Regions from separate parts of the Homo sapiens genome. Here region 1 is linked to region 2. A link is a contact called in ENCODE Hi-C or POLR2A ChIA-PET data. All regions are on one chromosome and are shown on one strand. The core of a region is the stretch at or near the end of the contact, and the rest is flanking DNA. Distances in the headings are between cores, read along the strand shown.

Evidence for each region. A loop is a pair of places that touch in the nucleus more often than their neighbours do. ChIA-PET counts read pairs that join two places held with the same protein, here RNA polymerase II (POLR2A). Pooled maps may share reads with other maps.
Region 1: a pooled map shows a loop between it and region 2 (4-fold over the local background). The contact joins two enhancer-like sites. A Hi-C loop is called at or near these places in 1 of 168 maps with a recorded cell type or tissue (naive thymus-derived CD4-positive, alpha-beta T cell) and 14 of 50 pooled maps. POLR2A ChIA-PET finds 5 or more read pairs at or near these places in 1 of 52 experiments (OCI-LY7).

The regions. Positions count from the first base shown.
Region 1 is chr4:109,978,899-109,981,809 of GRCh38, reverse strand. EGF (epidermal growth factor) reads right to left here. Exons shown (of 24, transcript NM_001963.6): 14 at 1,671-1,838; 15 at 835-984. Among named protein-coding and RNA genes, the nearest start is that of EGF, 67 kb to the right of the region's middle. RefSeq lists an enhancer at 772-1,971. Within about 2 kb of position 1,354, at least 2 of the 41 ENCODE cell types and tissues checked have a DNase peak (open chromatin) inside an H3K27ac peak, as active enhancers do.
Region 2 is chr4:108,828,952-108,832,087 of GRCh38, reverse strand. The region is part of intron 32 of COL25A1 (collagen type XXV alpha 1 chain); the gene reads left to right. Among named protein-coding and RNA genes, the nearest start is that of ETNPPL, 67 kb to the right of the region's middle. Within about 2 kb of position 1,312, at least 2 of the 41 ENCODE cell types and tissues checked have a DNase peak (open chromatin) inside an H3K27ac peak, as active enhancers do.

The DNA of each region.
Region 1 (2,911 bases), core at 105-2,604, 1.1 Mb before region 2:
TTCAGTGCATACTAAAGTTATGATGGTTAGCTAGAGGAAAAACATAAGTAAATTTTGAATTGTGAGCTGAAACTAGCCTCTTTTTTTCATTGCATAACTTTTGTTTATTTTTCATCAATCTGTTACTTTACTTATATTTACACCATGCCTACCAGATAAATATAAATTTTTAAAAAATTTAATAAAATGTAAATTATCTTTGGTATATTTCTGCTAGAAAGATATCAAGGGATGAATCCACAGATGCCCAGATTGTTTGGGTGCACATTCAAGGGAGGCAAATAAGTACTACTGGTTATACCTCACACTTGGTTTACTCTTCCTCTTCCTCAAAGTCATATCTAGTTTGTAAAAAAGTACATCACAAGCCTTCTCAGGCTGGATTTCCCACATTTGTCTGATATCCTGAAGTTATTTTTTATAAAGGACTTTGATTTTCTTATTAAGACCTGTCATGTGATAAGAGATCATATACTACTACCTCTAAAATTGAGGACATAAAACTTCTAAACAAAATATCGCTGAACATTTTTGTGAGGTGATAGCATTTTGGCATTTATTTCCAAGCCTGGGACCCACTCCACTATAAATGGGGAGGTGGAGGGCTTGGAGCTTAAGACTGTTACCACTAGAGGTCAATTGAATTTTGCCTGTAATAAGGAACTCAAAACTCAGCAGAAGAGAACAAATAAACAAACAAATTCTTAGCATTCCTAAAAACAGGAGAACTTTTAACATCCAAAATATTCAAAATCAGCAAAAGCATAAAGATTGATGTACAGCTGTATTTCTGAGCCAACGTTAGGTAATTTGCCACATAATTTATTATATTACCTGCCAACAGCTGATGACCATCCAGAGCCAGACACGTTTTCCCATCTGAGGCTTTCATAAAACCTTCACGACACGAACACCAAGCAGTTCCAAGCCTCTTTTTGCAAATATGTTCACAGCCTCCGTTTTGATATAAGCAGGGATCTGCTCCTAGTAGAGAAAAGAAACAAATTCACAAGTGGGTTTGAAGATGAAAAGGATGCCATTAATGCAAGTCTACAGCTTGCTTTTAGGGAGCTATAGCTTTTAGGGAGAGAAATGCAGTGTATCTAAATAGAGGGTATATCAATAGCTATTTCAGAAGAGTTCCCCCAAGGAGCCACTGATTCTAAGATAAGCCCAGAATGTTATTACCTTATTAGTACTGGGTATAGCCAGCACTTTTTTCAAGAAGCTCTTTAGTCAAATGTGATTCTTATTTCCTGACTCATCATCTAGTCAAACTGACAAAGAGCAATTCAGAAAGAAGAGCTACTATAAAATGTGAAATGCCTTTTCCATTTGCTCACTCCTCAGGGGTATGGAAAGGTCCAAGTGTCGACAGAAGCTTCCACTGCCGGTGTCTAAATTGCCTGCCTTAACCCAAGGCTCTTCGAAATGCAGCAGGTAAGTAAAAGTTGTTCAAGAAAAGAGGTGAAATTGGAGGGATAAAGCCCCAATTACCAAACTACCAGATTGTCTTAAACAAACTTAAATCTTAGAAAATCTTAACATCTACACAGTTAGTGAAAGTTACAAAATCCCCTCCACCCCCCCGCCAACTGCATGACATCAAACAATTAAAACAGTTGCAGATTCCAGCCAAGGAAAGACTGTGTAACATCTCCAGTATGTACCTGGTTTTGCCAATGGATGAACCACAACCAGTGATGAGGGCTTCAGCATGCTGCCTTGGAGACGTACTCTATCTTTGCCAGTCCTCTTGTTTACTCTCATTACTGATGGCATAGCCCAATCTGAGAACCACACATAATCCTCAAACACTGCTACAGCAAATGGGTGACCTGGAAACAATTCAAGTTTGTTAAATACACCTTCTTTGTCTTTGCAATGACTATTTACGAAAGGACAAGGCTTGAAATTTACACAACATTCCTACACTAAATCAGCTCTTTAGCTACTCAGCAAGTTATGAGTGAGCCACCGACTCACACACCTGCCTCAAGGAAAGCCCACATGAGGAGGGAACGTCACCTTAGAATGGGAGCATAGTGGCATGAGGTCCCAGCAAGGCCCACTATCACCCAGCAGTTGCAGAGTGGGAGAATGTGGGCTGATTGTCGTCCTAGCCCCATGAAGGAGAAAGGTGGAATTTTCCTTGTTTAGTACATCTGTCGCTACTTATAGACTAAACTCGAGTAACTTATCTTACCACTCTTTGCCTTAGGTTCCTACTCTTTTGAGCAGCAGTAATAAGGGGTAGATCAAATTCACAAGTTCTTGTAAGGATTTTTCAAAATTTGAGGTAATTGTATAAGAGTCTCCCCACATTCCCATCTCCACCAACACATTTGCCTGCATTAGTCCCCCACCTTCTTTCCCCTCTCTCCTTATTTAATATTGACCTGTGCCCCTGATGTCACCCTTCCTGCCTTCTCTAGGGCCTGGATCCATCAACGACCACCCCCTTTCTCTTACATCTTCCCTCTCTTCATTCCACTAGCTTTGTTCCCTCTGTCTACTATAACCTCTCTCCCATCTTCATTTCCTCATCCCCGTGACCCCTCTAGCTCCTCCTTGTCTCTTTCCTTCCCTTTTTAGCCACATTTTTGAAAGAGTCATTTATTATCAGCTGCCTCCATTTTCATGCCTCCTACTAACAGTAAGTGGGCATCTTTCTGAGCCCACCTTCACCAAACCTACCTCTCTGTGCCACTGGAACTGCTCTGAGAAGGCATGCAAGTATTGAATACGCAAGGGAATGTTTTAACGTTCTATCTCAGGTGGTTAGAGACTAAAGCTAAGGAGGCTGAAGTTGGATGTTTTAATCAAGGCTACTCACATTCCCACAGACCACTCTTTTTGTAAACGAACAATGGATTTGACAGATTAGAATGAATGTCTTCCCCTACTGGTG
Region 2 (3,136 bases), core at 63-2,562:
TTTATCCAGAAAGTCGAAGTCAATGGAGCTAAAATTTCCGGAGTATGTATTCTGGTTGATAATCTTTTATATAAAGCTACTGTACTCATTCAGAGCAGGTTATAACTTTTTTCCAAAGGAAATAATGAAACCTAAGTATTCTTTTCTGCACAGTTACAAATGCTCCCCCTTTTTTAAAGCTAAAGGATAGGCTGTTTTTCTTTAACCATAAGGAAATAATTTCAGTGCATTATAAAATGAAAACCTTTCACTAACCTCTCTATTGCTAGGCCATGTTTCCATATCTTTTGGGGGAAAAAAGACATTCAGAATGGAAGATAAATGGTCATCTGTCTGGAACTTTCTTCTCTCTTCTCCCTCTCATGCATGCGCTCTCTCTCTCTCTCTCTCTCTCTCTCTCCCCCTCTCTCTCTTTCTGTTTTTCTCCCACTATTTCTTTTCCTCACCTTGGAAATCTTAGAATTATTTTTGTGTGTCTGAGTGGAATTATGTCATCAATTTCCCTACCATCCAGGAGAGGATATAAAGAAAGTATTTTAATAGTGAAGTCTTCAAAATGTCGGAATGATTCACTGTGCAAGTTTGTGGTCTTTTAAAAACTAGATAGATTTTCATCAGTCTGAGATAATTTGCTTTAAAAAAAGAGGGCCAGTAGTCATTTCTTTAACATACCTTCCAATTCCATAATTCTGTGTTCTGTAGAGTGATCTCATTCATTCAGGAAATATTTACCAAATGCTACTATGTGCAAAGCATGGTATTACTAGTGTGAAATGGAAACTCTCCTCCCACTTAGGTAAAGCCTATTTTGCTAATTTGCTTCAGTACATTGAATAATACCATTATAATTGATTAATTATCTCTTGGTCTTTTATTAATATTTTTATTAATATTTATTAATATATACTGAATGCTGCAAAAAAAACAGCTATTCTTCCTGACCTAGAAGAGTTTACAATCTAATTGCAGAGAAAAAAAAATGCATGAAGGAAATAACCAGAGAATGAGGCCAAAATAATACAAATAGTACAAGCTGTACAGTGATGAAGATTGGCTTTATCCAAGAATGCTTGTAGAAAGAGATGAGTTCTAAGGGAACATGTAATCTGAATGTGCAATTGTCATATTTCTAAGATCAAACCAATGACTTCTGAAGATCATCTTAATTAAAAATATTTAAAAGCTAAAAGCCTCAACGCTGCTGATGCAGATTGGCTTTCAAGCATTGTATGAAGAAACCCAGCCCATGTACTAAAAATGGAGCAGCAAATCTCAGGCAGTGTTTTGGCAGAATGCCCTGGGGCTCAAGAGGGTTTACCGTGTGGTAAATCAGCTGCTACTTCCGATAGCTCCACAATGTCACAAGAGTATCAGGTCTCAGTGCTGGAGCAGAATTAACCAGAAGAGCAAATGAAATTGCTAAGAATTTTGAAGGCATAGTTTCAGTCAAATGGTGTGCAGCGTAAAGTGTTACTCTTGTATTTACTCAGCATGTTAACTATCTTAACTGGATCATATATCAGTACTCTCCAAGTGCCCCTCACTGGAAGTGCTAAACTGGAGTGTGATTCTCAGAGTTAATTGATAGAGGCGCCATCTGGACTCTCCTGAAAAAGTTTCAAATTTTAAAGAAGTCAGAATCGGCAAAGGGAGGTGTTCTAGGATAATGCCTCAGTGTTGATGTGCAAATTAAAGAACCCGAATGAAATTAGAACAACCTAAAAGAAACCACACATTTGACAGCCAATGTTATTCAAACATTTTCAAGTGTATGATTGACAGCATCAATATTCCACTCTGCAAGCATCTGATCCTCCCTACCTTAGCTGATTTCTTCATTTGGCTTTGGAACTCTATAAATGTGTTAAGCTTGAGAGGTTGAAAAATACTTTTGGAATTGCTTAATCCAGGAAAAGGAGTTGTACATTCAAATCCCCGTGTTAATATTTCATTCCTAAAAGTTTTCAAGCTCGAATCATTAGAATGCTTTTTGGCTCTAAGTGACAAATTCAAAATGGCTTACACAATAAAGAAATACATTATTTTATATAAGAAAATATTCAAAGGAGGACTCTAGGTTTTGCTTGGGAGCCCTTTTCCACATGTTGGCATTGTCTTCTGACCACGGACAAGCTGGGCACAGTGGTCCAAGCATCCTCTCTGGTGAGACACTGGCAGAGAACAGAGAGACTACCTCATGTCTCTTCCTGAGCAGAGAGGAACCTTCCCCAGAGCTTCCCGGCTGATGCCCCTGACACCTCATTTGCCAGAACTGGGTCAGCTGTCCATTTCTGAGGCAGTCACTGGCAAGAGAAATGGAATTGTCGTTAATAGCTTAAGTAATTTTTGGGGGTGGGCTGTTCTAGAAGAGTAGTTTCACAGACAGCTGTTTTAGTGACAGCTTTATTCAAATAAGCCATAGTATATTTGTTTTAAGAATAAGACAAAGCCAAGATTCTCAAGTGAGAAGGGAATGGTTATATCAAAATAATCTATGGAGATTTTTCCAATTAGACCCACCCTAATCTGTGGAGTTATTTCAGTTATTTCAAACTAGACATAGTCCAGTTTATGTGGCTCCTCCCTTAAAACTCTCACCTCCCACTACACGTGCGTGTGTGGGCGCACACACACACACACAGATAGATAGATGATAGATAGATAGATAGATAGATAGATAGATAGATAGATAGATAGATACACACTTACACATACACACCTTACTAGTTATTTTGTTTGGTTGTTTTTTTAGAGATAGGGTCTCACCTTGTTCCCCAGGCTGGTCTCAAACTCCTGGCCTCAAATGATCCTCCTGCCTTGAACTCCTAAAGTGCAAGGCATAAGCCACTGCGCCCGTCCTTTGCTCCATTCTTAAAGGGACTGTTTTTGATATTTCACTATTAAGAAATATGCTGTAGATATTTTTTATAGATGTCTCTTAACAAATTAAGGAAATTCCCTTCTTAAAAAAATGTTTAATGTTTCATTTAAAATCTGGCCACTGTGCTGAGTGCAATTGCTTCTGCTTTGGTAATAACCGTAAAGTAATAATGAATAAAAGTTCAAACTTTTATCGTATTTATTTTCAGTAATCTCACCCATACCATATTGCCTCTAGGTGACAGTGTTAATTAGT